7 separate regions of the Homo sapiens genome follow, and all the other regions are linked to region 1. The links are chromatin contacts, found by Hi-C or POLR2A ChIA-PET in ENCODE. All regions are on one chromosome and are shown on one strand. Each heading gives the region's core, a stretch centred on a gene start or an enhancer-like site at or near the end of the contact. The rest is flanking DNA. Distances are from core to core; before and after follow the strand shown.

Region 1 (3,833 bases), core at 420-2,919:
CAGCCTCCCAAAGTGCTGGGATTACAGGCATGAGCCCCCGCACCCGGCCTACTTCTGACAGTTTTATGGTGTGTGATATAGGATATAACATGATGTATGAAGCTCTTTGTAATAATTTTTAATTTTGAAATAGCTGATTCTTTGGGGATCATTTAATACATAATTCCATAGGTTTCAGTGAAAAAAAAAAAAAAAAAGAGATCTCAGGGTTGGGCAAGGTGTCTCATTCTTGTAATCCCAGCAATTTAGGAGGCCAGGGTGGGAGGATTGCTTGAGCCCAGAAGTTTGACATCAGCCTAGGCAACATGGCAAGACCCCATCTATACAAAAAGTACAAAAAATTAGCTTGGCGTGGTGGTGTGTGCCTGTAGTCCTAGCTACTTGGGAGGCTGAGGTGGGAGGATCACTTCAGCCTGGGAGGTCAAGTCTGCAATGAACTGAGATTGCTCCACTACACTCTAGCCTGGGCAACGGAGTGAGACTGCTTCTCAAAAAAAAAAAAAAAAAAAAAAAAAAAAAAAAAAGATTTGATGGAGGTGAATTATTCTATGGATGTTTGTTGGCTAGTTTTCTAGGAAGAGGGAATGGCTAATGCAAAAGCCCCCAAGTAAAGCCTGCTCTGGAAAAGCAGCAGAGCATCATCTGGGTAGAAAGCAAGTAAGTGAGGAGGAAAACATCTGAGATGATCAGAGTGGGCGTGAGGGACAGATAGGTAAGGGCCTTGTAGGTACTTTAGGTTTTAGATTTTTACTCTGTAGGAAACGGAAAGTTTTAAGCAGATAAGGAGATGAGCTGACTTAGGTTTTTTTTTTTTTTTTTTTTTTTTTGAGATGGAGTCCCTCTCTGTCACCCAGGCTAGAGTGCAATGGTGTGATCTTAGCTCACTGCAGAGCTCACAGCTCCCGGGTTCAAGCGATTCTTCTGCCTCGGCCTCCTGAGTAGCTGGGATTACGGGCATGCGCCACCCCACCTGGCTAATTTTTGTATTTTTAGTAGAGACGGGGTTTTGCCATGTTGGCCAGGCTAGTCTCGAACTCCTGACCTCAGGTGATCCACCCGCCTCGTCCTCCCGAAGTGCTGGGAGTATAGGCGTGAGCCACCGCGCCCGGCCAGGTTTTAAAGGATCCCTCTGTTTTGGTAGGCGGAAAAACTAGAGAAGACGAGAGACCATTCTGAGGCCGGGCGCGGCGGGTCACGCCTGTAATCCCAGCACTTTGGGAGGCCGAGGCGGGCAGATCACGAGGTCAGGAGATCGAGACCATCCTGGAGAACATGATGAAACCCCGTCTCTACTAAAAATACAAAAAAAAAATTAGCCGAGCACGGTGGCGGGCGCCTGTAGTCCCAGCTACTCCGGAGGCTGAGGCAGGAGAATGGCGTGAACCCGGGAGGCGGAGCTTGCAGTCAGCCGAGATGGCGCCACTGCGCTCCAGCCTGGGCGACAGAGCGACACTCCGTCTCAAAAAAAAAAAAAAAAAGAGAAACCATTCTGTTTCTAAGCATGTGCAATTATGTCTCAGCTCCACGTCATACCTTTTAGTTTGCTGAGCTCGCCAGGTGGCACAGGGAACCGGGACTCCGAATTCGCAGCTCCAGCTCCAGCTCCAGCCCAGCAGGTGGCAGCAGCTCAGAGCAAGCTCCTCCAACGCGAGGCAGCGCCTTCCTTCGCGACCCTACTTAAAGGCGGCTTTCCGTTGGCTGGAGTGGCAGCGATATTATCCAATGGTTGCCTGTATTCGTTCAGCTTTGTCTGACGGGCGATGGCGCAGCCAATAGACAGGAGCGCTATCCGCGGTTTCTGATTGGCTACTTTGTTCGCATTATAAAAGGCACGCGCGGGCGCGAGGCCCTTCTCTCGCCAGGCGTCCTCGTGGAAGGTTCGTGTGCTAGTTAGATGGGCGCCAGGGGTCGCCGGCGGGAAGCATGGAGGGGTCTTTGGGGGCCTTTGGGAACATGGAGTCCTATTCTGTTCCGCCTGGGGCCTCGGTGGCGGCTTGCACGCCCCGAGATGACGGCCGCTGCCCTAGGCAGGGCCGGCGGGCGATTGCGCGTGTCCTGCTCCTCTTAGGCCCGGGACCGCGGGATGGGTGTCGGCGTGACCAGGCCTGAGCTCCCTGTCTCTCCTCAGTGACATCGTCTTTAAACCCTGCGTGGCAATCCCTGACGCACCGCCGTGATGCCCAGGGAAGACAGGGCGACCTGGAAGTCCAACTACTTCCTTAAGATCATCGTAAGTGCAGGGTGGGTCGCCTCTGCTCTTCATGTTGCCCCAGCGCAAATAGGGACAGTCAGCTGCTATGTGCTGAGGGTCTACTCACACCGGCTACTGAATTAGGCCATTTTTGGGAAAATACTGTTTAGTTAACAATTTCCTGAGATAGGTCCCTTCTGTTGCAGATAAACGGGCTCAGGCAAGTTAAGTGGGTCCTAAGATGACAGCATTCGTATCCAGGTCTGTCTGGCTTCTAAAAGAGCGCGCTTTATACTTTTTTTTTTTTAAACGGAGTCTCGCTCTGTTGTCCAGGCTGGAGTGCAGTGGCTTGATCTTGGCTTACTGCAACCTCCGCTTCCCAGGTTCAAGCGATTCTCCTGCTTCAGCCTCCCGAGTAGCTGGGATTACAGGGGCGCGACACCACACCCAGCTAATTTTTGTATTTTCAATAGAGACAGGGATTCACCATGTTGGCCAGGATGGTCTCGATCTCTTGACTTCATGATCCACCTTCCTCGGCCTCCCTAAGTGCTAGGATTACAGGTGTGAGCCACCGCGCCCGGCCGCACATTACAGTTTTACTCCATTTTTGAGAAGGTCTGAGGTCAGGAATGACTCATTGTAAGGAAGCAAGCTGTTGCATATTTAGGACCTGTCAGCCAAGAAACTTAAGTGTCCAATGACTTTTGGATGGCCTTTGAGGTGGGTCTCCCTTGCCCAGAAATGCTGACTGTACTGCGCTTAAGCAATTAGGCAGCATTGTAGAGCATAGCTTGTATTACATTTTCCCACACTTAGAAGGTTTTCAGACACAAAACCCAAAGGAATTGTGTAACAATCCGGATAAACACGCCTAGATTGTTTTTACAAATAATAATGTTGCTATATTTGCTTAACGTGGTGCTTTTAATGCTGTGAATCTAGCCCTCCTCTTGACCAACTTACTTGGAACATTCCTTTTTTATCCTGTTAACCATTTTAGTGAATCAGAAGCATGCCTGGTAATTGGGAAAAATTAAAAACTAAGTAAAAAAAGAAAAAACTCCTTGATTGAATGTAGAAACCTAATTTTCAGCGTTCATACCCAGCTAGCCAATCATCCAGTTTGGCAGTGTTACAACGTAGCTCCCAATCTCCCTCTGACTTCAAAAGCTTAGAAGAAAGGGAGTGGGATGGAAACAAATTGTGGGGTTCAGTTTCTTCTGGCATTTTTTCCCTCTCTCTTCCTGTTAAACTTGGCTCCTCTGGCTTGTTTTTTGTAGCAACTATTGGATGATTATCCGAAATGTTTCATTGTGGGAGCAGACAATGTGGGCTCCAAGCAGATGCAGCAGATCCGCATGTCCCTTCGCGGGAAGGCTGTGGTGCTGATGGGCAAGAACACCATGATGCGCAAGGCCATCCGAGGGCACCTGGAAAACAACCCAGCTCTGGAGAAGTCAGTTCCCCTGGCAGTTTTGTCCTTTCTCCCCAGTGCCCGTCTCCCTCTTCCTGGAGAATGGTGCTGAAAGGTGATTGTCTCCCATAAACTTCTCTTTGCAGACTGCTGCCTCATATCCGGGGGAATGTGGGCTTTGTGTTCACCAAGGAGGACCTCACTGAGATCAGGGACATGTTGCTG
Region 2 (3,833 bases), core at 762-3,261, 1.7 Mb before region 1:
TTGAAATTTCCTTTTAAAATACATTTATGGGCAAGGCACTGTGGCTCATGCCTGTAACCCCAACACTTTGGGAGGCAGAGGCAGGAGGACTGCTTGAGCCCAGGAGTTTCAGACCAGTCTGAGCAAGCAACATAGTGAGACCCCATAGCTACAAAAAATACAAAAATTAGCTGGGCGTGGTGGCACGTACCTGCAGTCTCAGCTACTTGGGAGGCTGAGGTGGGAGGATTGCTTGACACCAGGAGATTGAGGCTGCAGTGAACCAAGATGGTGCCACTGAACTCCAGCCTGGGCAACAGAGCGAGACCCTGTCTCAATAATAATAATAACAATAATAATACATTTATATAAGATTAAAAGTAGATCTATTTAAATAAAAATATCAAAGGAATAACACAAGTGGTATATGCATATAGTATACTGCATGTGGTAGAAAGTAAACTAAAGTTTGAGAAATTGCTGGTAATTTGCTTGAAAGCACAGGTTCTGAATGTAACAGACCTGAAGTCTGAATCCCACTTTGAGCATATAGTCAGCACCCAGTAAAATGGTTCTCTGGCCCTCCGTATGAAACTTCATCTTATGGCCGGACGCGGTGGCTCACGCCTGTAATCCCAGCACTTGGGGAGGCCAAGGTGGGCGGATCACCTGAGGTCAGGAATCCAACACCGGCCTGACCAACATGGTGAAACCCTGCTTTTACTTAAAATAAAAAATTAGCCTGGCGTACTGGCGCTCGCCTGTAATCCCTACTACTCGGGAGGCTGAGGCAGGAGAATCACTTGAACCCAGGAGGCAGAGGCTGCAGTGAGCCGAGATTGAGCCACTGCACTCCAGCCTGGGTGACAAAGCAAGACTCCGTCTCAGACAAAAAAAAAAGAAACTTCATCTTACATCACCTAAAATGCATTCCATCCCACCCTACTTGGGCATAATTAATTGCATCTTCCTCTGCAAACTGATCTGTGATTTTACACTAGATGGCATAAGAAAACCTGCATCAGCTTTTGAGCCAGACCCACCACTGCCACTTCCGAACTACATGACCTTAGATAGGCGTTTGCCCCACTCTGGGCCTCAGTTTCCTCCTTATGCAATAAGGATGATGAGCCTTATTTGTAACTCAAAGTTCGGTCCTTAGACCACTAGCATCAGCATTGCTGGGAGTTTGCTACAAATGCAGAATCTGCTCCCTTGCCTCAAACAAAATCTGCATTTTAATAAGATCCCCAGGTAATTCATATACACACTGAAGTTTAAGAATTCACGATACAATCAGCAAATGCCGGGTGCAGTAGCTCACGCCTGTAATCCCAGCACTTTGAAAGGCCGAGGTGGAAGGATCGCTTGAGGCCATGAGTTCGATACCAACCTGGGCAACACAGTGAGACTCTGTCTTTACAAAAAGTACAAAATTAAGATAAGGCAGTCAGCGAGGCACATGACAGCTGTTTAATCACCAAGTAACACCTGTTTCCCCCTCCCTAAAATGGAAAGAGTAACAGCATCCACCTCAAAGGGTTGTTGCAAAGATTAAATTAACTCAACAATGCACAGCACTTAAACCAGCGCCTAGCACACAGCAGGGCTCCACAAACTCTTGCTGGATATCAATATGGCTAACTCTTCAGTTGCTAAAGTTCTTTGCCTGCCTTCTTGTGCCGACAGAGGCCGCACTTGCGGCGCCTTGGGCCTCCCAGGGAGATCCGTTGCGGAGCGCCCAAACTGAGGCCGCCCTGGCATCCCAGTACCCCAGGGACTCCGGGCCGGGTTAGGCGACTTGGGGCGCCCCGAACCCACACTCACGCTTTCCAGCACGTCATAGTTGGCCTTGATCTGCGCTTCTATCTCCTCCTTGCGCCGCATCAGCTCCTGGACGTCGCTGACAGTCACGACGCCGGCCTGCGAGGAGCCTCCGCTCTGCCTCGCTTCCTCGTCGGACATCGTGAACCCCGGGCCGCGACTCCAGAGACCCGGCTCCCGGGCTAGGGACGACGCCCCAGTCGACCGTAACTACGGCTCCGCCCATGCGCCAAAACACCACAGCCGTCCGCGAACGCGAGAACAGTCAAGGGGCGGGGCTTGGGATGGGGCTTAGGGCGGAGCTGGGTCACCGGAAGCCGCGCCCTGCCGGAACACGTGCGCCTGTGGTGACCCGGCAGGAGTAGCGTCGGAAGCAATGGATCCCCACGCAATTGCACACCAACGCTAGGGGATGATCTCGCCCCAGCTGACTCATTTTCTCATTCGTGCAGCAGACATTTATTGAGCGCCTACTGTATGGATGGATACTGTACGCCAGAGAACCGCTGCGTGGCGCTCCAATTCAGTTCTTCACATCCACACAGCCCTGGAGGATTTACAAAATACATTAAGGTTCCTTATCCCTCACTTTACAGATCCGATATGCCTGAGTACACACCCCGTATCTTGCCACTTAACGGCAATCTGTGTGACCCTAGGTCACTACTTGGCTTCTCTGGGCCTCAGTTTCCTCATCTGTAAAATGGGGCAGTAATTGATAGCAATCTATCTCATAGAGCTGTCCTTCTGCTAACAAATATTCATGGAATGATTCCTATGAGCCATATACTGTTGAAGGTGCTGGATGTTCCTGTTAAGGCCTCTAAAAATCGTAGTGATAATAATAACGGTAACAGTGTTTATTTATTGATACTTATAATGTGCCAGACGCTGTTCTAAATGCCTTACATATATTAATTCAACAACCTCATGAAGCTAGATTATTACATCCCAATTTGACAGCTGAGAAAACCGTCTCAATAACCAATTTACCCAACTAGCAAAATGTGAGGCCAAAATTCCAACCCAGCTTACCTAAACAATCAACTTTGATATCTGACCATGTGCCTCTAATATTTTGTCTTGAAAAGGGCTCAGCGGTCATCTGTGTAGTATTCAAACATGTTTGCCCTGAATCTAATCATTGGAAAACAGACATATCCAAAAGAAGGGACATACTTCAAAACAACTGGCCTGAAAACTTCAAAAAAAGTCAATGTTGTGAAATACACATGGGGAATAAGGGGTGGGGGACAGAGAAAGGAGGCGGATATGCAATTGCCTAGATTTAAGAACACTAAAGATGTGCATCAACTAAATGCAATGGGCCAGGTGTGGTGGCTCATGCCTATAATCCCAGCACTTTGGGAGGCTGTGGCAAGCAGATCATTTGAGGTCAGGAGTTTGAGACTAGCCTCGCCAACATGGTGAAACCCTGTCTCTACCAAAAATATAAAATATTAGCCGGGTGTGGTGGCACACACCTGTAATCCCAGGTACTCAGGAGGCTGAGGTCTCGAACCCCTGGCCTCAAGTGATCCAGCCCAGCTCGGCCTTTCAAAGTGCTGGGATTACAGGAGTGAGCTACCGCACCCCTCAAAAATAAACTAACATTTCTAACATTATCGAGAGAGAGAGAGAGAGAAATACAGGTGCAGTGGCTCATACCTGTAGTCCCATTATGCTGGGAGATCAAGGCAGGAGGATCCCTTAGGTCCAGGAGTTTGAGACTAGCCTGGGCAACATAGCAAGACCTCCATCTCTACAAAAAAAAAAAAATAATAATTAATTAGCAGAGGACCAGGTGTGGTGATTCACACCTGTAATCCCAGCACTTTGGGAGGCTGAGGTGGGTGGATCACTTGAGGTCAGGAGTTCAAGACCAGCCTGGCCAACATGGTGAAACACCGTCTCTACTAAAAATACAAAAGTTACCAAGGCACAGTGCCACACACTTGTAATCCCAGCTACCTGGGAGGCTGACGCAGGAGAATCGCTTGAACCGGGGAGGCAGAGGTTGCAATGAGCTG
Region 3 (3,494 bases), core at 995-3,494, 1.6 Mb before region 1:
CTCCTTGTTTTTGGTCCAGATCCCGACGACCCGGGGATCTTCGACAATTTCCACCGGGCGGTTGCTGGACATCTGTGGGGAGAAATTGGGGGGCCGGGATGAGAGAACTGGTCCCCCTCCCCATGGGCAGACCCCTTTCTCGAGGCACTTGTCAAACTCCAGGGCTGGGGCCCCGTCTGACAGTTGGCCGGGGGATCGGGCGGGGGGTCCCTGGCCGCTAGGCGCGTCTCCCCGGACACGACGCGGGGCACGGCTGGGGGGGCGCGCCGGCTACTCACCGCCAGGCTGAAATGCTGCCCATCGTAGCGGTACAGTTTATGATGCCCCTTTTTCAGAGCCGGGTCAATCATCAACTTGTAACTTCTCCAATGGTGGTTCCTCCTCTCGCCCGAAGGGCCGGGCTGCGGCGGGGGCTGCTGGTGGTGGTGGTGGGGGGGGTGACTGTTCTCCATGCCGTTAACCCAACCTGAAAACCAGCAAGTTGTTGTCGTCTCCGCCGCGGCGGCGGCGGCGGCCGCTTCTACACACACGCGAAAGAATCCAATCGGCAGGCCCCCACCCCCTCCCACCTTGCCAGCGCGCCCCGAAAGGAGCTGTCTCGCTGGCTCCCCCCAAAACAAGAATGGAGCGAGAGAATAACCCTTCCGGGAGAATTACGCGCCCGCCCGCTCGGCCACCGTCTCGGGGCGGCAGCGAGGGGCTCCCGGGGGTCCCCTGGGCGGGCTGGCGGGGCCCGGGGCGCCCGGAGGACGCGGACTCCGGCCCATGGTGCCCGCCCGGCCGCCCGGCGTGGCGCTCACCCGCTAGCTCGGCCCGGCTCTGGCGCGAGGCTGGCGGCAGGGCCTGGCGGCGCCGCCGCCCGCCCGCCCGCTCGCCCGCTCGGGCCAGGGCCGGGGCCGGGGGCTTGGGCCGCCCGGCTGCCGGCCGCGGCCTCTCCCTCCCCGAGCCGCGCTTACATCCCCGCCGGGCGCCGGCCTCCCTGCGCCGCCAGCCAGTACATGGTGTCCCCCGAGGGAGCCGAGGCCGGGGCGGCCGGACCGGGGGCCAGGAAGGGGGGGCGCCGCCGCCGCGGCTGCCGGGCCCGGAGCTGCTGCCGCTGCCGCCGCCGCTGCTGCTGCTGCTGCCCGGGAGGCGGCTGGCGGCGGAGGCTCGGCTCCCAGTAGCCGCACATCCCACAATACACCGCTAAGGAGCCCGACCCGAGCGCTCACCCTCCTCCTCTTCCTCCTCCTCCTCCTCTTCCTCCTCCCCTCTCCTTCCTCGCCGCTTCCCCAGGCACTCTCCCGGCGGCGGCAGCTGCGCCGCCAAAGCCCCGGGCCCCAGCGGCCCCCCACCCCTCACTCGCGCGCTCCCACACTGCCTCCCCCTCCCCGGGGGAAGGCCTTTTAATTTATTTATTTTTCTGGGACTGGGGTGGGGGTCTTGGCTGGCGGGGGAGGGGGTCTCCCCGGGCTCTACCTCCCGCGGCCGGGACTACCCTCAGAGCCGCGACCGCCGCGGCGTGCGTCCCGGGCCTGCAAAACTGTTTCCAAACTGCCCGGGCCGGAGGCGGGCGCGCGGGGCCCGGGGAGATGGCTGGGGTCTGGGGGGCCGAGGGTGTGTGTGGACGCTGGGAGCCGCGGGGGGAGGCCGGCGTCGACTCAGAGGAGTTGCAATCGAGGTATCTGCGCTCCGGCTTCCTCCTGCGGCCCGCGACCCCCTCCCCGGAGCTGAGCTGGGGAAGGGAGACCAGGGTTCACCACGTTAGCATTCGCATTCCTGGGAGGATGCAGCCCTCGCCTGGACCTGGGCGATAGACGCCTTCTTCTGTTTTTATTTTTGGAGGGGAGCGCCCTGTAATTGTCCTGAACACATGCTTCCCCCCCTTCCTCCAGCCACCCGCGGAGGAGAGAGTCCCCCTTTTTTGCATTTATCTTTTCCTTCCCCTTTCTTTATTAAAGGTCCGGGAGTGGCGGCGGCCAATCAGCGCGCGGCTTCCATTTTGTGAGTTCAACTCCGAGGCTCCCGGGCTTCGCGAGGACGCGTTTGCAGCCCCCTCTGCCGCTCCTCTCTGGCGGCCGAGGCGCAGGAGCCGCCTCGCCGGGGCTCGGAGCTGGTGTAGCTCATATTGGGGCTCTTTTCGGGGTTTGTAATTTGGCCGTGGGTAGGTAATTGGCTGGAGCAGGGCGGCAGGGCGCGGCAGCCAATCAGCGCGCGGCTTCTATAGGGCTTGAGTTATTAGACGCTGATCTCAAAACATCCTTCATCAGACACGAAGGAGAGGCCAACAGATGAGGGAAGCCATTTTTCTGCAATGGAATTAAATGGCCAAGTGGGTTTTTCCTTTGTTGCAAATGGGGAATGTTTTTCCTTTGACTCTACCATCCAGTTCAGGACGTCTCAGTGTGTTTAACATTTGTCAACAGGCCCAAGGACTCACAGTTGGAAGACTGGAGAAGACTTTTTAAAAAGATCTGGATTTTTCCTTATGACTTGGAATCCATCTTTGTCTTGTATAACTAGGTCATAGCACACCATTCATGTCAGCAGTTAACAGTTTTGAATTCCAAAAAAACCTAAGTAAATGACATATTTTTTTTCCTCTTTTTGTTCTATGGGTGGGTGGGGGGAGCTTGGAGCTGTCTTAATCTGTATTCTCTTGACTGAACAATAAATTTTTAAATATATCTAGTTTCCTCTATTAAACACTTAAACCTGGCCATCTTATTAACTCCTTCTCTCTTTTTAACAAGGTAATGTTTTAAATGTATATAGCTTTAGGACTAGCGAAATGGCAGCAACAAAAAATTGTGAGCAGTTGTTACTCTTTTAGTTTTTAAAAAACCTTTTACATTGTAAGTACCCAATCCATTCTGTCCTGACGCAGTACAGTTTTGATGTTAATGTTGCTGAGATGTCCTTAATTTTCCGAACCTTCATCTGCATGTATGTCTTTGTCTCTCTTGTCTAATATAAGCCAGTTAAGATGCTTGAGACGATCTTGCTTTATAAAGCTAAGGTTCTAGCTTTATGCTTTTGAAAATGTTTACAGCACTAAATGCTAGTCAGCTTTCTTCCCCGTAGCTTGTACACTTTCTTTGAAAATCGATCTATTTGAAGAAAAACAGCCCTGTTTTTCTCGTCTTTGGTGTTGGGGGTTGGGGGGAGCTGGTGGGTGAGGGAAAGGAAGACCTTTTCTTTGTGTAGAGAGACTAAAGCCGTCACAGGAAACTAGATTAAAACTGGAAAACAAGTCCTAGCTGGTTCCAGCAAACACCAACGTTAAGTGGGGGGTATTTTCTATGGTGGTTGGGCGGCTGGTGCGTCTTGTGCCTTTTGTTTGATTTGACTGTATTTTCGCCTTTTGTCTCTTAATGACGATCACACCATTGCTATATCCAGAGCAGTAAACAGTCCTCAGCGAAGCCGCCTTTTTGCCTACCCAACCCTGGAAAGTTTGCAGAAGTGGAAGGAGCAGAACGTGAGGGTGTAACTTACAAAAAGGTAATAAGAAC
Region 4 (3,833 bases), core at 334-2,833, 1.3 Mb before region 1:
TGGAGATGGACTAAGGGCTTTTGGCTGGTTCCTGGCTCAGTCACTAGTAGATGTGGCTGATGACCTAGGGGTCAGGGAATTATCTCTTAGGTTGCATTAATGGAAGCATTCTACCTAGGATGAGAGAGGTGATAGTCCTGCTGTGTAGAGGGAGGGGGTCAGGCCACACATAGGAGTTGTGCTTTTTTTCTTTTTTTTTTGAGACAGTCTTGCTCTGTCACCCAGGCTAGGGTGCAGTGGCGTGATCTTGGCTCACTGCAACCTTCACCTCCCAGGTTCAAGCAGTTCTCATGTCAGCCTCCCAAGTCTCAGCCTCCCAAGTCTCAGCCTCCCAAGTAGCTGGGATTACAGACGTGCGCCAACATGCCCAGCTAATTTTTGTATTTTTAGTAGAGGTGGGGTTTTGCCATGTTGTCCCGGCTGGTCTCCAACTCCTGGCCTCAAGGGATTCTCCCTCCTTGGCCTCCCAAAGTGCTAGGATTACACATGTGAGCCACCGCACCTAGCCTGTAGGAAGGAGGTTTTGTTCCTCTTGGTCATTGTACTTTGGAGGTTAAATCAACCTGAAGTGGGGTGTGGGTGTGTCTGGAAACCACATCAGGTGAGATGTGTTTGAAGGAGGAATTGGGTTGCTTTACATGAGGAAGTGAAGGCATATGGTAACTGCAGTCAGCCAGGTGAAGGATTGTCTCCTGAAAGGAGTATAGCCGAGTGGTGTTGAAATAACTTGCTCTGTTAGGTAGTGAGCTCCCTGTCACTGGAGGCATACAAGTAGAAAGTAGATATGGATGACTCAAGGTGCTTGCAGACAATCTACAACTGGGTGGAAGCTTGGACCAGAGGATAGGAGTATCCTTTGAGGCCACCAAGATGTTTCTGAGAGTTGGGCTAGAAACTGGTCTTAGGTCTGGACATCAAGCACTAGTGGTGGTTGTAGTAGCAGTTCCTGCTATGGGGATGGGGCCTCCAACACCTGGGTGCTTCTAGAAAGTTGGGCAGAAACTGGAGACTTCCCTATTAGGGAGATTTGGCATTTGGAAGTAGCAGGGTTTAGTGCGGGGATGACTTTGTTACCATGGCCCCAGGTCTGTCCTCAGACCTGCTTGGCTCAGGGAAGGGACCGACCCCTGCTTGGGATGGAAGGGAACTGCACTTGGTGGTCAGCGTTTATAGGGGACACCCTGGCAGATGTGGAGTAGTGGAGACTCGGGAAGGAGGTGGCATCCTCCTTCTAAGCTGTGCTCAATCCACTCTGCAGGTGTTGCTGGATTGGCCCTGGATTCAAAGGATGACTGGAAGGCTCTTGGCCTTGCTGCTGACTCTGTGACGTTAGCTGGTCTCTTCCTCTCTCTGCACCTCAGCTCTCTCTACAATGGTGGTGGGGTGGAGCTGAACTCTGGGACCCTCAAGTTCCCTCCCAACCCCATCCTCTGAGCCTAACAGGCCTTAAGTCTCTCTGTCCAGGCCTTATGCAGAGCTGGGAGGTGGCTCATCACTTTTCCCCTGTGTGGGATGGTGTGGGTGTTGATGTTGGTGACTTAAGCAAGCTGGGGGAGGTCTTGAGAAGCCCTGGCAGCAGGGGTGTGGGCGTGGCTGTCTATTGAAGGCAGGAAGAGGAAATGTGCATTTGAGTTGCTGCAAGCAGGAGTCCAGTTAGGTCCTGGCAAAGACTTCTGGCCTGAAGGGTCATGCATTGAGATACCAGGATTTTTTCCCCTGGAGTTTTGGGAAGTAGAAAAGGGACAGTTGGAATTTGCCACCCTCTGAGATACAGGGGTGGGGTAGGGTGGGAGGGAGGGTGCAGCATAGTTCAGCGGTTCCCAGCCATTGATTTCATGGACCAGTGAAAAAAAACTTAGGAACAGATACAGAGTTGCCAACTTATAATTTTGCTAAAGATGGGTGTTAAGATCAACAAACCCCATGGTCTATTCTGACACTAAAAAAGTTACAAGTATAAAATGTCAGAATAAAGGATAGTACTTTAACTTTGATAGTTTTTCTCATTCTGTTTCCAACCAGTGAAAACTAAAGGACCAGAGACTGGGGTCCACTGACCTAGATTAGTATTTTTTTTTTTTTTTTTTTTTTGAGAGGGAGTCTTGCTCTGTTGCCCAGGCTGGAGTGCAGTGGCGCAATCTCGGCTCACTGCAAGCTCCGCCTCCCGGGTTCACACCATTCTCCTGCCTCAGCTTCCCGAATAGCTGGGACCACAGGCACCCGCCACCATGCCTGGCTAATTTTTTGTGTTTTTAGTAGAGACACGTTTTCACTGTGTTAGCCAGGATGGTCTTGATCTCCTGACCTCATGATCTGCCCACCTTGGCCTCCCAAAGTGCTGGGATTACAGGCGTGAGCCACTGCGCCTGCTCTTCTTTTTTTTTTTTTTTGAGACAGAGTCTTGCTCTGTCGCCAGGCTGGAGCATGGTGGTGCAATCTTGGCTCACTGCAACCTCCGCCTCCCGGGTTCAAGCGATTCTCCTGCCTCAGCCTCCCTAGTAGCTGAGATTACAGGTACACGCCACCATGCCCGGCTAATTTTTGTATTTTTAGTAGCAACGGGGTTTTGCCATGTTGTCCAGGCAGGTCTCGAACTCCTAGGGTCAAGTGATCCACCCGCCTCGGCCTCCCAAAATGCTGGGATTACAGACATGAGCCACCGCGCCCAGCCCCTAGATGAGTATTTTAGGTCCTCCCCAGGCCTGGGGATTCTCTCCAGCATTCACACCCTCTGAGCCACGTACAGACACACATCTGAGATTCGTGGTACTTGATTTGTGGCTTTGAGGAGAGAGTCTTGGGAAACCCAGAAAGGGTTTGCAGCTCCCTGGATGGGAGTTTTTCTGTATTGAAGCAGAGAATTGAATTCTGGCATTTCCCACCTCTGACCTGAGTTTTCATTGCCACAGTGTGACCTTAGGCACCTCTCCTCCTGCCACACTGACCTCACGCCTCCCAGTCCGTGGTTCATGGAGTCTTCAGTTCTCTGAAAGCTCATAGGATGCTGATGGTTTAGGAAGACTTTCATCATAAAGGGATGCTGGATTTTGTCAAATGCTTTTTCTGTGTCTATTCAGATGATCGTGTGATTTTTTAATTTTTAATTCTGTTTACGTGGTGTATCACATTTATCGACATGTGTATGTTAAACCATCCCTGGCATGAAACCCACTTGATCATGGAGGGATTATCTTGTTGATATGCTGTTGGATTTAGTTACTAGTATTTTGTTGAGGTTTTTTGCATCTATGTTAATCAGGGATATTGGTCTTTAGTTTCCTTTTTGTTATGTCCTTTCCTGGTTTGGGTATTAGGGTGATACTGGCTTCATAGAATGATTCAGAGAGGATTCTCTCTTTCCCTCTCTTTTGGAATAGTGTCAACAGGATTGGTACCAAGTCATCTTTGTTTTGTTTTGTTTTTTTGAGACAGAGTTTCACTCTTGTTACCCAAGCTGGAGTGCAGTGGCACGATCTCAGCTCACTGTAACCTCCGCCTCCCAAGTTCAAGCGATTCTCCAGCCTCAGCCTCCCAAGTAGCTGGGATTACAGGCATGTGCCGCCACGCCTGGCTAATTTTTGTATTTTTAGTAGAGATGGGGTTTCACCATGTTGCCCAGGCTGGTCTCAAACTCCTGACCTCAGGTGATCTGCTTGGCTTGCCAAGTCATCTTTGAATGTCTGATAGAATTCAGCTATGCATCCAAGGAAGACCTTATTTATTTATTTATTTATTTATTTATTATTTTTTCATTTTTTTGAGACAGAGTCTCACCCTGTTGCCTAGGCTGGAGTGCACTGGGCACCATCTCGACTCACTGCAACCTCCACCTC
Region 5 (3,833 bases), core at 339-2,838, 1.2 Mb before region 1:
CTTTCCTTCGATAGCTAGTTCCTTAATGGGCCACAAATTTAATATTAATAAAGATACTGATTCTTCGAGGCATTATATATAAAGATCCCTGCTTTGTTTTTGGATCTTAACACAGCAGAGGGTGGTTTTCAGGAAATAAAGCTACTTCTAGATACTTTAATAGATATTTCAAGCTGTAATAATATTTTATAACTAAACTGGAAAGTTAAAAATAAGCTTTTACAATATCCTCATACTTCAAGGCACAGTTCCAAAGTTACCTATTCCAAAAATATTCCTTGCTTTCTGTAGCCAGAAGTATCCTTTCTGGCTCCTGTGTTTTGTCCCTGCCTTTTTTTTTTTTTTTTTTTTGATACCTATAGCCTTCTGCCTTGTAATATGGTTACTTACAAATAACTCTTCTTTTGAATGGTAAACTGCCTTCCTAAGGGATGAGACTGTATTTTGAATTACTTCTCTTCACCATGTCTCCCTCTTGGCTAACGCACAGAAAACGTTCAACAAAACATGTGCTGAATTTCTGTGACCAGCTGACACTCTTTTTCAATCTTCTATAGTAAATCTTTGACGCTTTATGGAGACAGCGTTAATCTAGCAGCTCACCTGCTAGATTACCCACCCCCAGCACACCTCTGCACTGAGATTAACGAAACCATCTAGGTCTGAAAGTTATCATCACCTTATGACTCATCCCACTTGGTTTGAGTTCGGCAAATGAATCAATACCCTGAACTGACTGCTGTTCACAAAGCTCTTCAGAACTCTCAGTGATCGGGTTGAGAATCATCTCTCAGAAGTAGGCCGGAAACCCCGCTCCCCTTTCCCCTTTTCTTCAACTTCTCATCAGTAATGCTCCCACGCTCTCACTCCCACCTTGGAGAACTCAAGCTGCCAAATTCCTTGCTGCGTTTACCTAGTGGCGATGGAGGCACATCCAGCCTTCTCTAGTTCGCGGCCCCGACGTGCAGCCTACGAAGCACCCCTTCCGGGTGGCATCCCCACCCTGAGAGTTCTTTAACCCGTTAGCCTGGCCCTAGCCTCACCACCCCCTGCACCCCTCCTGTTCTCCTCGGTCCCACGATGTCCCCAACACTTGGGTTAGTTCAAGGACTCGGGGCGGGAAAGGGCACGCCGCGCGCCAAGGGACCGAGGCTCAGGCGAGCCCTGGCGGCTCTGCCTCAGGCCCCCGAGGAGGCGCACAGGGCCCGGCGCAGAGAGGGGCCCACCCGGCGCGAACGCTAGGGACGCCCGGCTTCTCCCCACCGCTCGGGTCGCTGACGGGGGTGGCACTGGAGGAGCTCGAGAGGGTCCGGCAGCCTGCCCTGGCTCGGTTGGGGCACCTGAAGCCGGGCAAGCGACCCCCCTCAGCGCAGCTCTCCGAGATGACGACTAGGTAACCGCTAAGGCGGAAAGAAAGGAGGCGCTTCAGGTGCCCTGGCAGGATAGGATTGGCGAGGAGGGTCTGTCCGGCTCCACCGGCCCCTCACCTTCATGGCCGCGACCGCCTCAGCTCGGCCGGCTCTACCAGGAAACTCAGCACCATAGCAGCTCCTCACACTGCCGACCTCCTTCCCTCTGGGCGGTGATTACCGCGCCCCGGGAGGCGACCGAGCGTCCGGACGTAAGGGGCGTGGTCACGCTCGCCGCGTGCCCCGGTAAAAGCGCAGAGCGGCGGCCACGACGACCAATAGGAAGCCGACTTTCGGGAGGCCGGTCACCAGAGCCAATGAAGCGACAGGGATTGGGCGGGGCCTCTGGCGTTCCTCCTGGCTGGGAGTGCGCGGGGAGGATTCTTTTCCGCCCCGAGCGAAGACCTGCGGACCTGGGCGTGGCGGAAGGCGCGCTGCGGCGCTGCTTTCTCGGTTGGGTGTTTGAAATGGGAGATAGCGTCCCTGAGGAAGCTGCTGCGGCTTTCTGGGCTAGGTGGTCAAGTTTCCGGGGAGGGGAGCGCGGGAAGGGCCGTGGTGAATTTGAACACGCCGGTTGGCTCGAAGGCCTTTGTTATGACCGTCAGAGCAGGGCCTCAGATTTCCTTCCCAGACGTTCCCGCGTTCATGCTCGGTGATGACCTCGGGGCTCCTCACTCGTGGGTCCGGTAAGGAGCGGCAGCTGCACTCGCTAGGACGCGGCCTTTAAAAACAAGACTTATTGAAAACACTTAGAAAACCAAGGGCTCTCAAATCCCAAGGGCTCTTTGAAAAGCTGTATTCAAAATAACCAAAATCGTAGCATAATAAAAGAATTTGCTCGAGTCTTGGAATTGCCTTTGGACAGAGAAACTGAGGTTGTAAATTAAGGTATCGATTTCTTCAGCTGTACTGGATGACAGTTTATTTTCCTACACCTTTTTTTTATTTTTGACAAGGTCTTGCTCTTGCCCAGGCTGGAGTGCAATAGTGTGATCTCGGCTCACTGCAACCTCCGTCTCCCGGGTTCAAAGGATTCTCCTGCCTCAGCCTCCCTAGTAGCTGGGACTTCGTGCGCCCGCCCCACACCCGGCTAATTTTTTCTATTTTTAGTAGAGACTGGTTTTCACTGTGTTGGCCAGGCTGGTCTAGAACTCCTGGCCTCAGGTGAGCCGCCCACCTCGGCCTTCCAAAGTGCTGAGATTAGCCACCGGGCCCAGCCGATTTTCCTACACTTTTTAATCTCACCTCTAACTTAACCAGTATTTAAGATTTTAAACATAAAAAAGTCAGTTCGCTCTTCATGAGGACCTAAGACTGTTCTGTTATTTATATACATTATAGATTTGCTTCGACAAGTTGTGCTATATTAGATTAAAACACACGGAGAGAGAGAGAGTGCGTGGCAGGCCACTTCCTTAGACTGAAATAATGCATCAGAGTATGTATTTCTCTTGCTTCAAGTGCTGCTCAGATAATGTCACTTCTTATCCATAATAGTCCTAGGTTTTTTTTGGAAAAATGTACAGAAAGCCTTTCATTCACGATGTAGGACGCAGCTGAGCTTCATTGGAAGAGAAAGTATTAATTAATTCTCCTAATGATCTAGACACAAAGCAACTCAATAAAAATGTTCTTGGGGTACAAAGCCATGGTTGTCCCTCATTAGAAAAGGCCTGGCAGGTCTACCTCCAGAGTTAATAAGCACATGAAAGATGCTCAACATCATTAACTATCAAGGAAATGCACATCAAATCCATGGATACCGCTGTGCGCCTGCAAGGATGGGTAACATTAAAAAGAAAGAAAATAGATGGTGAGGATGTGGAGAATTTGGAATCTTCATACATGAATGGTGGGAATGTAAAATGATGCAGCTGCTATGAAAATGCCTGACAATTCTTAAAAAAAAAAATTTTTTTTTTTTTGAGACGGAGTCTCGCTCTGTCGCCCAGGCTGGAGTGCAATGGCGCGATTTCTGCTCACTGCAAGCTCCGTCTCCTGGGTTCACGCCATTCTCCTGCCTCAGCCTCCCAAGTAGCTGGGACTACAGGCGCCCGCCACCGCGCCCGGCTAGTTTTTTGTATTTTTAGTAGAGACGGGTTTCACCGTGTTAGCCAGGATGGTCTCGATCTCCTGACCTCGTGATCCGCCCACCTCGGCCTCCCAAAGTGCTGGGATTACAGGCGTGAGCCACCGCGCCCGGCCCAAAAATGTTAAAACATACAGAGTTACCATAAGACCCAGAAATTCCACTCCTAGGTGTATACCCGAGAGAAATGAAAACCTAGGTCCACAGAAAAACGTACATGCTAATGGTTCTTAGCAGCATTATTCATAATAGTCAAAAAGTAAAAACAACCCAAATGTCCATTATCTGAGAAATGGTTAAAGGAAATGTGGTCTCTCTATGCAGTGGAATATTAT
Region 6 (3,833 bases), core at 195-2,694, 1.1 Mb before region 1:
GTGACTCACACCTGTAATCCCAGCACTTTCGGAGGCCAAGGCGGGTGGATCACGAGGTCAGGAATTCAAGATTAGCCTGGACAACATGGTGAAACCCCATCTCTACGAAAAATACAAAAATTAGCCAAGTATGGTGGCCGGCGCCTGTAATCCCAGCTACTCGGGAGACTGAGGCAGAGAACTGCTTGAACCTGGGAGGCAGAGGTTGCAGTGATCCGAGATCGCGTCACTGCACTCCAGCGTGGGCGACAGAGCGAGACTCCGTTTCAGAAAAGAAAAAAAAAAAAAAAAAAAAGGGAGTCGGGGTGGAGCTCTCATTGGCTCGTTGCATGTGAGTGTCCCTACGGCCTAGAAATACAAGAGAAGCACATCGGAACGGGCTGGAAATCCACCCAGTTAACTAGAGGGCTTTGAACCTTTTATTAACTTGGAGGTTGACTCTCCTGTCAACTCGATTCCCTTTTGGCTGTTTGGCAGGGTCAGTGAGACATCCCCTGGGTCGCTCGACCCCGTAGGACGGTTCAGGGAGCCCTCCAGGTCTTCGTTTCTCCTCTTCCCCGCACAGTGCTGTTATCCAGCTGGGGGATCCAACGCACACTTAAGGCTCCAGCAAAGTAAGTGCCAAAAAGGGGAGAATGGGAAGAATATGCTGTATTTCACAAAAAGCATCTAAGTAGCCATCTGGAAAAGCCAGAATGAACTTCAATGGTGCATCCAGGTGGGCTGGGGATGGGAGAGGAACGCCTTCCCCCAGCCTTTAGGGCCGGCCCTGAGCAAGTGGTCAGTCGGCAGGCAGCTGCGGAAGGGGGCTCCCCCGAGTCGGTGGTGGCCCAAAGTCCAGGCCGCATCCACCGCCCGGCGCCTAGCGCAGGGGCAGCAGCCGGGTCGCCACAGGAGGGGCCCCGGGTGTTCTTGCCGGCTTGGGGGAACTTTCCCAGGGTCAGCCCGGAGGCGCCCTGCAGCCCCGGCATTTGGCTAAACAAAGCAAGCGCTGCCGGCGCGGCCCGCCCGAGGGCGCCGCGGGAAGAACCTGGGCAGGTGCGCGCCGCGGGCGAGCGGGTACAAAGTTGCGGCGCCACCTCCTGCGCTCCGCGCCCCTCCAGGCTCTCCTCCCAGCCGCCTCCGATCCTCCCGGCCGGGCCTCTCTTCCCCCGTTCTTCGCCTCCTCCCTTTCTGCTCCTTGCCCTTCGCCTCTTCGCTACTTTCGTCTTTGCAGGCTCCCGCCTCCCCACCCCTCCCCGGCGCAGGGCCGAGCCGGCGGGGGCGCGCAGGGGGCGGTGCGCGGCGGGCGCGGGCGGTTCCGCTTTCGGGTTTCCCGCCGCCGTGGCCAATCCCCGCGCTGCCCGGGGCGGCGACGCGCCCAAGCCGAGCCGGGCGGCTCCTCCCGCCCCCGCCCCCCGCGCGCCCGCCGCCCGGGCGGAGGAGAGGAGCGCGCGGCCGCGCAGAGCAAGCTGAGCCGAGCCGAGCCGAGCTGGGGGCGCAGAGCGCGGGAGGCGGCGGCGGCGCGGAGCCCAGGTGAGCTGGCGGTAGCCGGGCCCGGGGCAAGGGACGCAGCCGCCGCGGCCCCGGGCGCCCGCTCCGTTTCCCTCTCGAGGCGGGGGACCGCCGCCGGCATGGCACACAAAGCCCGGAGGCTGGCCTGGGGCTCCCAACACGGAGGGACCCCACGTGCGCCTCCCCACGCCCCGCCACGTGGAGGGACACGGTCCCCGACAGCCCTTCCCCCGCGTCCTCTGGGCGCCCTGGGCCTCGGGATGGCCTCCTCGGCTGGGCCGCGCCCTGTCCGGGTGGCAGGGGCGGTCCTGGAGTTTGGAACCGGGGTCACCGGGGGCCGGGTCCGTCAGGGTTCGTGGAGGCGGCCTAGGCCCAGCCCCTCGCGTTTGACAGGTGGGGAAATCTGGAGCGTTCCGGGGAAGAGAGGACCAGCGGACTTGGAGCACCCCCACCCCGCAGCCTGCCTGTCTCGGGGCAAACCCAGGCCCTGGTGGCTTGGACACCAGGTGGCAGGACCCTAGGCCAGCAGTTGTGGGGACCTAGGGGACCTTTGGCTGTCTTCGGTCTGCCCTTTGACCACCCCCACCGCACCTCTTCTCTCAGCCGGAGCCTCACAGGCTTGGTCCTTCTGACCTAAATTCACCTCGGGGTTGCAGTATGCTGTGAATGCGGAGAGGCGTCCGCCTGACTCTCAGGGACACTGGACCCAGCCCCTCTCAGCATTGGGGCTCTGTGCCTGGGGTGCCACCCGACCCAGCCTTGAGCTTTTCCTGGCTTTCCCCCAGCCCCTGCACTGCCTAGCTGGGGAAGTGGGTGCTTTCACAGCTCTGCCAGCCTGCCCTCCTGGCCACTCTCACTTAGTGCTGGACAGGATGCAGCTCAGCCCCTCCGATCTCCCCGAGAAGGCTGAGCTTTGGGGAGGGCGTCTCAGTGCTATCAGCAAGAGAGGGATACCTGGCCTCCGGATGGGACCTGCAGCGTCCATCTCCCTACAGGCTACTTTTACCTTCCCCAGCCTGGTGTTTGGAGTCTCCACGCAGGGGATAGAAACTTCAGGTGCCCTAGAGCTGTGCTGCCATTTACCACTCCCCCTCCCCTAGCTCTGCCCCCAGAGGAGAGAGAAGAGGATGGCTTTATGTCCCCATAAGCTCCTTTGTTCCTTGGAGGAGGCGGGGGCTGCAACAAGGGGAGGGCTTTGGGGGAGTTAGCCACCCTCTTCCCTAATCACCCCACAAAAACATGCAGTTTCAGAATAAATAGTGTGCATGCCATGCAAATGCAGCTTTAGGGCAAGCCCCACATACCCCTTCCAGACTGCTGCTCATACACCCTTCCTATGGAGGAAGCAGGCATTGGTGACACACACCCTTCCTATGGAGGAAGCAGGCATTGGTGATGAGGACGCAAAACATATTTTTGTAATGAAGAGTAATAGCCATCATTTGATGAGCCCCTAACTTGGATAATAATAAGAATACTTATTTATTTATTTTGAGACGGAGTCTCTGTTGCCCAGGGTGGAGTGCAGTGGCACAATCTTGGCTCACTGCAACCTCCGCCTCCCGGGTTCAAGCGATTCTCATGCCTCAGCCTCTCCAGTAGCTGGGATTACAGGCGCCCACCACCATGCCTGGCTAATTTCTGTATTTTTAGTAGAGAAGGGGTTTCACCATGTTGGTCAGGCTGGTCTTGAACTCCTTACCTCAAGTGATCCGCCTACGTCAGTCTCCCAAGTGCTAGGATTACAGGCATGAGCTGCCACCTGGCCCTGGACAATAATAATAATAACAGTATTAAAAACTAACATCTATTGAGTTCTTGCTGCCTGCCAGATTCTGTGCTATGTGTTACATGCATTATCTCATTTAATGCCTACCAAATCCTACAACGTAGGGAATTTTAACCCCATAGTAGAGATTAGGAGACTGAGGTTTACAGAAATCCTGCAGTGTTGCTAGGATTTAGCCCCATTTTATAGAAGGGCTCAGAGAAGTTAAGTAACTTGCTCAGGGTCACACAGCCAGTGCAGGCATGTCAGGCCTTAGAACCTTTGTGCACCTGTTCAAGAGCAGAGACCCTGGCAAGGCTGCCCTGAGCTTCTTGAGGAGCCCAGGAGTTTGTTTTGTTTTGTTTATTCACTACATCAGTGTTTGCCGATGCAGCTCTATGCAGGGTCTGTAGTACTGCCCATCCTTAGATATGGCTAGTGGGCTGGTAGCTAAATATAGTCACTAATAACAATGCACTAGTTCTCATCCGGGGGTGGTCCCACCCTCCTGGCAGGGATTTGGGAAAGTGTGGGGGCGACTTTTGGTTGTCAAAATGATGCTAAGCACTCC
Region 7 (3,833 bases), core at 519-3,018, 1.1 Mb before region 1:
GAGGCAGGGTGAGATCACAGGACCACAGGACCCAGGTGAAATTAAAATTGCTAATGAAGTTTCGGGCAACATTGTCATTGATAACATCTTATCAGGAGACAGGGTTTTGAGATCAACCGGTCTGACCAAAATTTATCAGGTGGGAATTTCCCCTTCCTAATAAGCCTGGGAGCGCTATGGGAGATGGGAGCGCTATGGGAGACTGGAGTCTATCTCACCTCTGCAATCTCGACCATAAGAGACAGGTACGCCCCGGGGGGTGCCAGTTCAGAGACCTACCCCTAGGTACGCATTCTCTTTCTCAGGGACGTTCCATGCTGAGAAAAAGAATTCAGCGATATTTCTCCCATTTGCTTTTGAAAGAAGAGAAATATGGCTCTGTTCTGCCCGGCTCACCGGCGATCAGAGTTTAAGGTTATCTCTCTTATTCCCTGAACGATTGCTGTTATCCTGTTCTTTTTTCAAGGTGCTCAGATTTCATATTGCACAAACACACATGCTGTACAATTTGTGCAGTTAATGCAATTATCACAGGGTCCTGAGACGATATACATCCTCCTCAACTGACAGGATTAAGAGATTAAATAAGACAGGCATAAGAAATCACGAGGGTATTGACTGGGGAAGTGATAAGTGTCCATGAAATCTTTACAATTTATGTTTAGAGATTGCAGTAAAGACAGGCATAAGAAATTACAAAAGTATTAATTTGGGGAACTAATAAATGTCCATAAAATCTTCACAATCCATGTTCTTCTGCCATGGCTTTAGCCGGTCCCTCCGTTTGGGGTCCCTGACTTTGGCTGGCTGAGCCCATTTTCCCAAGGAGGACATTGATGTCCCGGGCAGGACATCGTCCGTGGCCTTGGCAGGATCCTCGGAGCTGTTTTGGGCCTTTTTGTTGTGCCCAGGATGAGGCAACCTCGGGGGAGCCTGCACAGGTGTGTCCGGGCTCGGGAGCACCTCTTTGGCACCCACTGGCAGCTTGCTGCGCGGGAGGTAGCGGATGCAGGTTGGAAACAGCCCCTAGGAAATGAGAAGGTGTTTCCTGGAGGCCTGCGCCACTCAGCTTCCTGGCAGAGGAAGGAGCGTTTCCCTCATCCTGGCCCGGGTCCCGGGTCCATCTGCTCCAGGAAGGCTCTGGTGGCTCGTGATGAGCTGCCCTGTGAGAGGGAACAGGGTAGAGGCAAGGCCTTGGGGGATGGCCTCTGCCTGGATTTCATGGGGAAGGATGCAGGGCCAGGGCTGACATTTTGTCAAATCCAAGCAACTTTGCAAAAAAGTCCTCCTCTCACGCTCCGCCCTCTGGAATCGAATGCTTCACTGTCCTTCCCTGGCAGAGGGCCTGGTCCTGTGAGGGTTACATGGCCAGGCGGTTATCTCCGTGCTGGGTGCCTGATGAGAGCTCAGTTGAATGTTAGCCGTTGCTGTTTCCAGGCTAAACTATTGTCTTTTTGCATGATTTCTTCTGCACAGAGTGTTGGTAGCTTTCATCAGATCTTTGTAGGGTCTGTGACCCCCAAACCGTTCAGGACACTGGCCTAGACTCTAGGTGTCTGTGAGGCCAGAAGCCCCTGGATGCATCTCTTCCTGTCAGGGCCTGCGTCCCTGGGGCTCCTCTCTGCTGAGCTCTGGGGTTTCACGCTTGCCCTGCCAGCGCCGACGTCCCTGCCCGGGGTCTGAGCTGTCTCTCCTCTCCATCCTCCAACAGACCGCAGAGGCCGAGACTCCGTCAGAGCTGTGAGGGAGGCCCGGGCCAGATGCCAGCTTGCCAAGGAGGCCGATTAAAAGCAGCCTTGCTGGGGGCGGATGGCTCAGTGCCCTTGGCCTGGTGTAGAGTTCGATAAGCAATTGTTTTCCTGTTGGTGAGAAAAAAACAAATCTCCATTGACTTTCCCAGGCACTGCTCAGCCTCATTTTCTTCTCAGGAACTCTTGCAGCCCTATCAGAGGCAGCTCTAGGATAGGGGAGAGACTGACTGCCTGCCCTGGGGGACGCAGGCCACACAGCCAGGGCTGAGGGACACACTTAAGAGCAGGCCAGCTCGCTTGGACATTGGTCCTCGTGGGAACATTCCAGAGCATAGGCTACCTACCAGAGCAGGCCATGGGCATCTGTATTAGTCCGTTTTCACGCTGCTGATAAAGACATACCCGAGACTGGGCAATTTACAACAGAAAGGTTTAACTGGACTTATAGTTCCACTTGGCTGGGGAAGCCCCATAATCATGGCGGAAGTCAAGGAGGAGCAAGTCCGGTCTTACATGGACGGCAGCAGGCAGCGAGAATGAGGAAGATGCAAAAGCGGAACCCCCTGATAAAACCATCAGATCTCGTGAGGCTTACCACCATGAGAACAGTATGGGGGAACCCGCCCCCGTGATTCAATTATCTCCCACTGGGTCCCTCCCACAACACACGGGAATTATGGGAGTACAATTCAAGGTGAGATTTGGGAGAGGACACAGAGTCAAACCATAGCATCCAACAGGTGTTTGTTGAAGTAATAGTTTTTGAGTACTTAACCACTTGCAGGGCATGATTCTGAGTGCTTGGTTCATCTAATCCTATGACTATCAGATGGGCACCAACTTTACAGGATGTCAATGACCTTAAGCTGTTGAACTTCAGGGTATCTTGAGTTTCCTCTTCTGGGACATAAGGACCATGAGAAGGAGAAGTAAAGTAGCAGCAGCTAGGGCCATAGAGAAATATCAAACTTGAGTTGTATTCTCTCATTGATGGGGAAACTGAGACAGGGACAGAGTTGATGATTTCTTTCTGAGATACAGTAAGGGGGAATGGGGGACAGAGAAATAGGAGATAAGACCAACTGCTCCCCTCTCCTGACCTCCTGCCCCGTCTGATCCCGTAGCATCCTAGGCCTTATCATCATAACTCCGATCATGGTTACAGGTATTTTCTTTCCTTTAAAACACTTTTTATTTATTTATTTATTTTAGATGGAGTCTTGCTCTGTTACCCAGGCTGGAGTGCAGTGGCGCAATCTCGCCTCACTGCAACCTGTGCCTCCCGGGTTCAAGTGATTCTCCTGCTTCAGCCTCCTGAGTAGCTGGGATGACAGGTGCCCAACACCACGCCTGGCTAATTTTTGTATTTTTAGTAGAGATGGGGTTTCACCATATTGGCCGGGCTTATCTGGAACTCCTAACCTCAAGTGATCTGCCTGCCTTGGCCTCCCAAGGTGTTGGGATTACAGGTGCGAACCACTGCATCTGGCCTGAATTTGACTATTCTAGATACTTCATGTAACTGAAATCTTACAACACTTGTCCTTTAGTATCTGGCTTGCTTCACTTAGCGTATGTCTTCACGGTTCGTCTGTGTTGTAGTGTGAGTCAGAGTTTCCTTCTTTTTTGTGGCTGTATAGTATTCTGTTGTATGGCTCTGCCACATTTTGTTTATTCATTCGTCTGTTGATGGACACTTGGTTATACCTTTTGGCTATTGTGAATGATGTTGCTATGAACATTAGTGTACAAGTATCCGTTTGAATCCCTACCTTCAATTCTTTTGGGTCTATACCTAGGAGAGGAATTGCTGGTTATATGGCAACTCTACGTTTAACTTTTTGGGGAGCCACCAGGCTGCCTGATTGTAGTTTGAATTTGCAGTTCTCTTACTGTGAGGTTGAACATCTTGCCGCATGATTGGACTCTTTGGCGTTCTCTTACCACACACTCTGTGTGCATGAGTCAGGCCCGTGTCAGGGCTGGGGCGTTGGGTTTTCCCTTTTGCCTTTCCTGTTGGGCTTTCCCTGCCACGTGCCTGGCGTAGTAGCTATTTCATCAGTTCTTCTGGAAGGACCGTTC

The links. A loop is a pair of places that touch in the nucleus more often than their neighbours do. ChIA-PET counts read pairs that join two places held with the same protein, here RNA polymerase II (POLR2A). Pooled maps may share reads with other maps.
Region 2: a map of naive thymus-derived CD4-positive, alpha-beta T cell shows a loop between it and region 1 (23-fold over the local background). The contact joins the promoter of PSMD9 here to the promoter of PXN-AS1 in region 1. A Hi-C loop is called at or near these places in 2 of 168 maps with a recorded cell type or tissue (CD4-positive, alpha-beta memory T cell and naive thymus-derived CD4-positive, alpha-beta T cell) and 8 of 50 pooled maps. POLR2A ChIA-PET finds 5 or more read pairs at or near these places in 1 of 52 experiments (BJ).
Region 3: a pooled map shows a loop between it and region 1 (11-fold over the local background). The contact joins the promoter of LINC01089 here to the promoter of PXN-AS1 in region 1. A Hi-C loop is called at or near these places in 1 of 37 single-sample maps with no recorded cell type and 9 of 50 pooled maps. POLR2A ChIA-PET finds 5 or more read pairs at or near these places in 5 of 52 experiments (CD4-positive, alpha-beta T cell, CD8-positive, alpha-beta T cell, HepG2 and 2 more).
Region 4: POLR2A ChIA-PET joins it to region 1 with 11 read pairs in activated CD4-positive, alpha-beta T cell. The contact joins the enhancer-like site here to the promoter of PXN-AS1 in region 1. A Hi-C loop is called at or near these places in 2 of 50 pooled maps. POLR2A ChIA-PET finds 5 or more read pairs at or near these places in 3 of 52 experiments (B cell, Caco-2 and activated CD4-positive, alpha-beta T cell).
Region 5: a loop to region 1 is called in a pooled map, with 6 times the contacts of the local background. The contact joins the promoter of RNF34 here to the promoter of PXN-AS1 in region 1. A Hi-C loop is called at or near these places in 5 of 50 pooled maps. POLR2A ChIA-PET finds 5 or more read pairs at or near these places in 4 of 52 experiments (CD4-positive, alpha-beta T cell, K562, activated CD4-positive, alpha-beta T cell and 1 more).
Region 6: a map of naive thymus-derived CD4-positive, alpha-beta T cell shows a loop between it and region 1 (10-fold over the local background). The contact joins the promoter of CAMKK2 here to the promoter of PXN-AS1 in region 1. A Hi-C loop is called at or near these places in 1 of 168 maps with a recorded cell type or tissue (naive thymus-derived CD4-positive, alpha-beta T cell) and 2 of 50 pooled maps. POLR2A ChIA-PET finds 5 or more read pairs at or near these places in 1 of 52 experiments (activated CD8-positive, alpha-beta memory T cell).
Region 7: a pooled map of posterior vena cava shows a loop between it and region 1 (5-fold over the local background). The contact joins the enhancer-like site here to the promoter of PXN-AS1 in region 1. A Hi-C loop is called at or near these places in 1 of 50 pooled maps. POLR2A ChIA-PET finds 5 or more read pairs at or near these places in 2 of 52 experiments (GM12878 and activated CD4-positive, alpha-beta T cell).

The regions. Positions count from the first base shown.
Region 1 is chr12:120,199,127-120,202,959 of GRCh38, reverse strand. It overlaps PXN-AS1 (PXN antisense RNA 1), which reads right to left and starts at 1,669. Exons shown (of 4, transcript NR_038924.1): 1 at 1,534-1,669. It overlaps RPLP0 (ribosomal protein lateral stalk subunit P0), which reads left to right and starts at 1,849. Exons shown (of 8, transcript NM_001002.4): 1 at 1,849-1,877; 2 at 2,129-2,230; 3 at 3,475-3,650; 4 at 3,755-3,833. The coding sequence starts at 2,177. RefSeq lists enhancers at 1,334-1,693, 2,094-2,163, 3,204-3,833.
Region 2 is chr12:121,886,968-121,890,800 of GRCh38, reverse strand. It overlaps PSMD9 (proteasome 26S subunit, non-ATPase 9), which reads right to left and starts at 2,011. Exons shown (of 6, transcript NM_002813.7): 1 at 1,807-2,011. The coding sequence starts at 1,944. It also overlaps a transcript of HPD not described here. RefSeq lists enhancers at 1,127-1,740, 1,708-2,107, 1,741-2,354.
Region 3 is chr12:121,801,696-121,805,189 of GRCh38, reverse strand. LINC01089 (long intergenic non-protein coding RNA 1089) reads left to right here and starts at 2,244. Exons shown (of 4, transcript NR_152740.1): 1 at 2,244-2,559; 2 at 3,382-3,483. SETD1B (SET domain containing 1B, histone lysine methyltransferase) reads right to left here and starts at 1,181. Exons shown (of 17, transcript NM_001353345.2): 1 at 957-1,181; 2 at 279-466; 3 at 1-72. The coding sequence starts at 452. RefSeq lists silencers at 887-946, 987-1,116, 1,387-1,636.
Region 4 is chr12:121,528,486-121,532,318 of GRCh38, reverse strand. All of the region lies in intron 8 of KDM2B (lysine demethylase 2B), which reads left to right. Among named protein-coding and RNA genes, the nearest start is that of KDM2B-DT, 50 kb to the left of the region's middle. RefSeq lists an enhancer at 2,320-2,821. Within about 2 kb of position 1,583, at least 23 of the 41 ENCODE cell types and tissues checked have a DNase peak (open chromatin) inside an H3K27ac peak, as active enhancers do; they include B cell, where a contact is called at or near this core.
Region 5 is chr12:121,397,873-121,401,705 of GRCh38, reverse strand. It overlaps RNF34 (ring finger protein 34), which reads right to left and starts at 1,588. Exons shown (of 6, transcript NM_025126.4): 1 at 1,488-1,588. The coding sequence starts at 1,493. RefSeq lists enhancers at 417-948, 949-1,480, 1,966-2,045.
Region 6 is chr12:121,294,320-121,298,152 of GRCh38, reverse strand. It overlaps CAMKK2 (calcium/calmodulin dependent protein kinase kinase 2), which reads left to right and starts at 1,444. Exons shown (of 17, transcript NM_001270485.2): 1 at 1,444-1,515. RefSeq lists a silencer at 759-1,908.
Region 7 is chr12:121,277,094-121,280,926 of GRCh38, reverse strand. All of the region lies in intron 1 of CAMKK2 (calcium/calmodulin dependent protein kinase kinase 2), which reads left to right. Among named protein-coding and RNA genes, the nearest start is that of CAMKK2, 18 kb to the left of the region's middle. Within about 2 kb of position 1,768, at least 18 of the 41 ENCODE cell types and tissues checked have a DNase peak (open chromatin) inside an H3K27ac peak, as active enhancers do.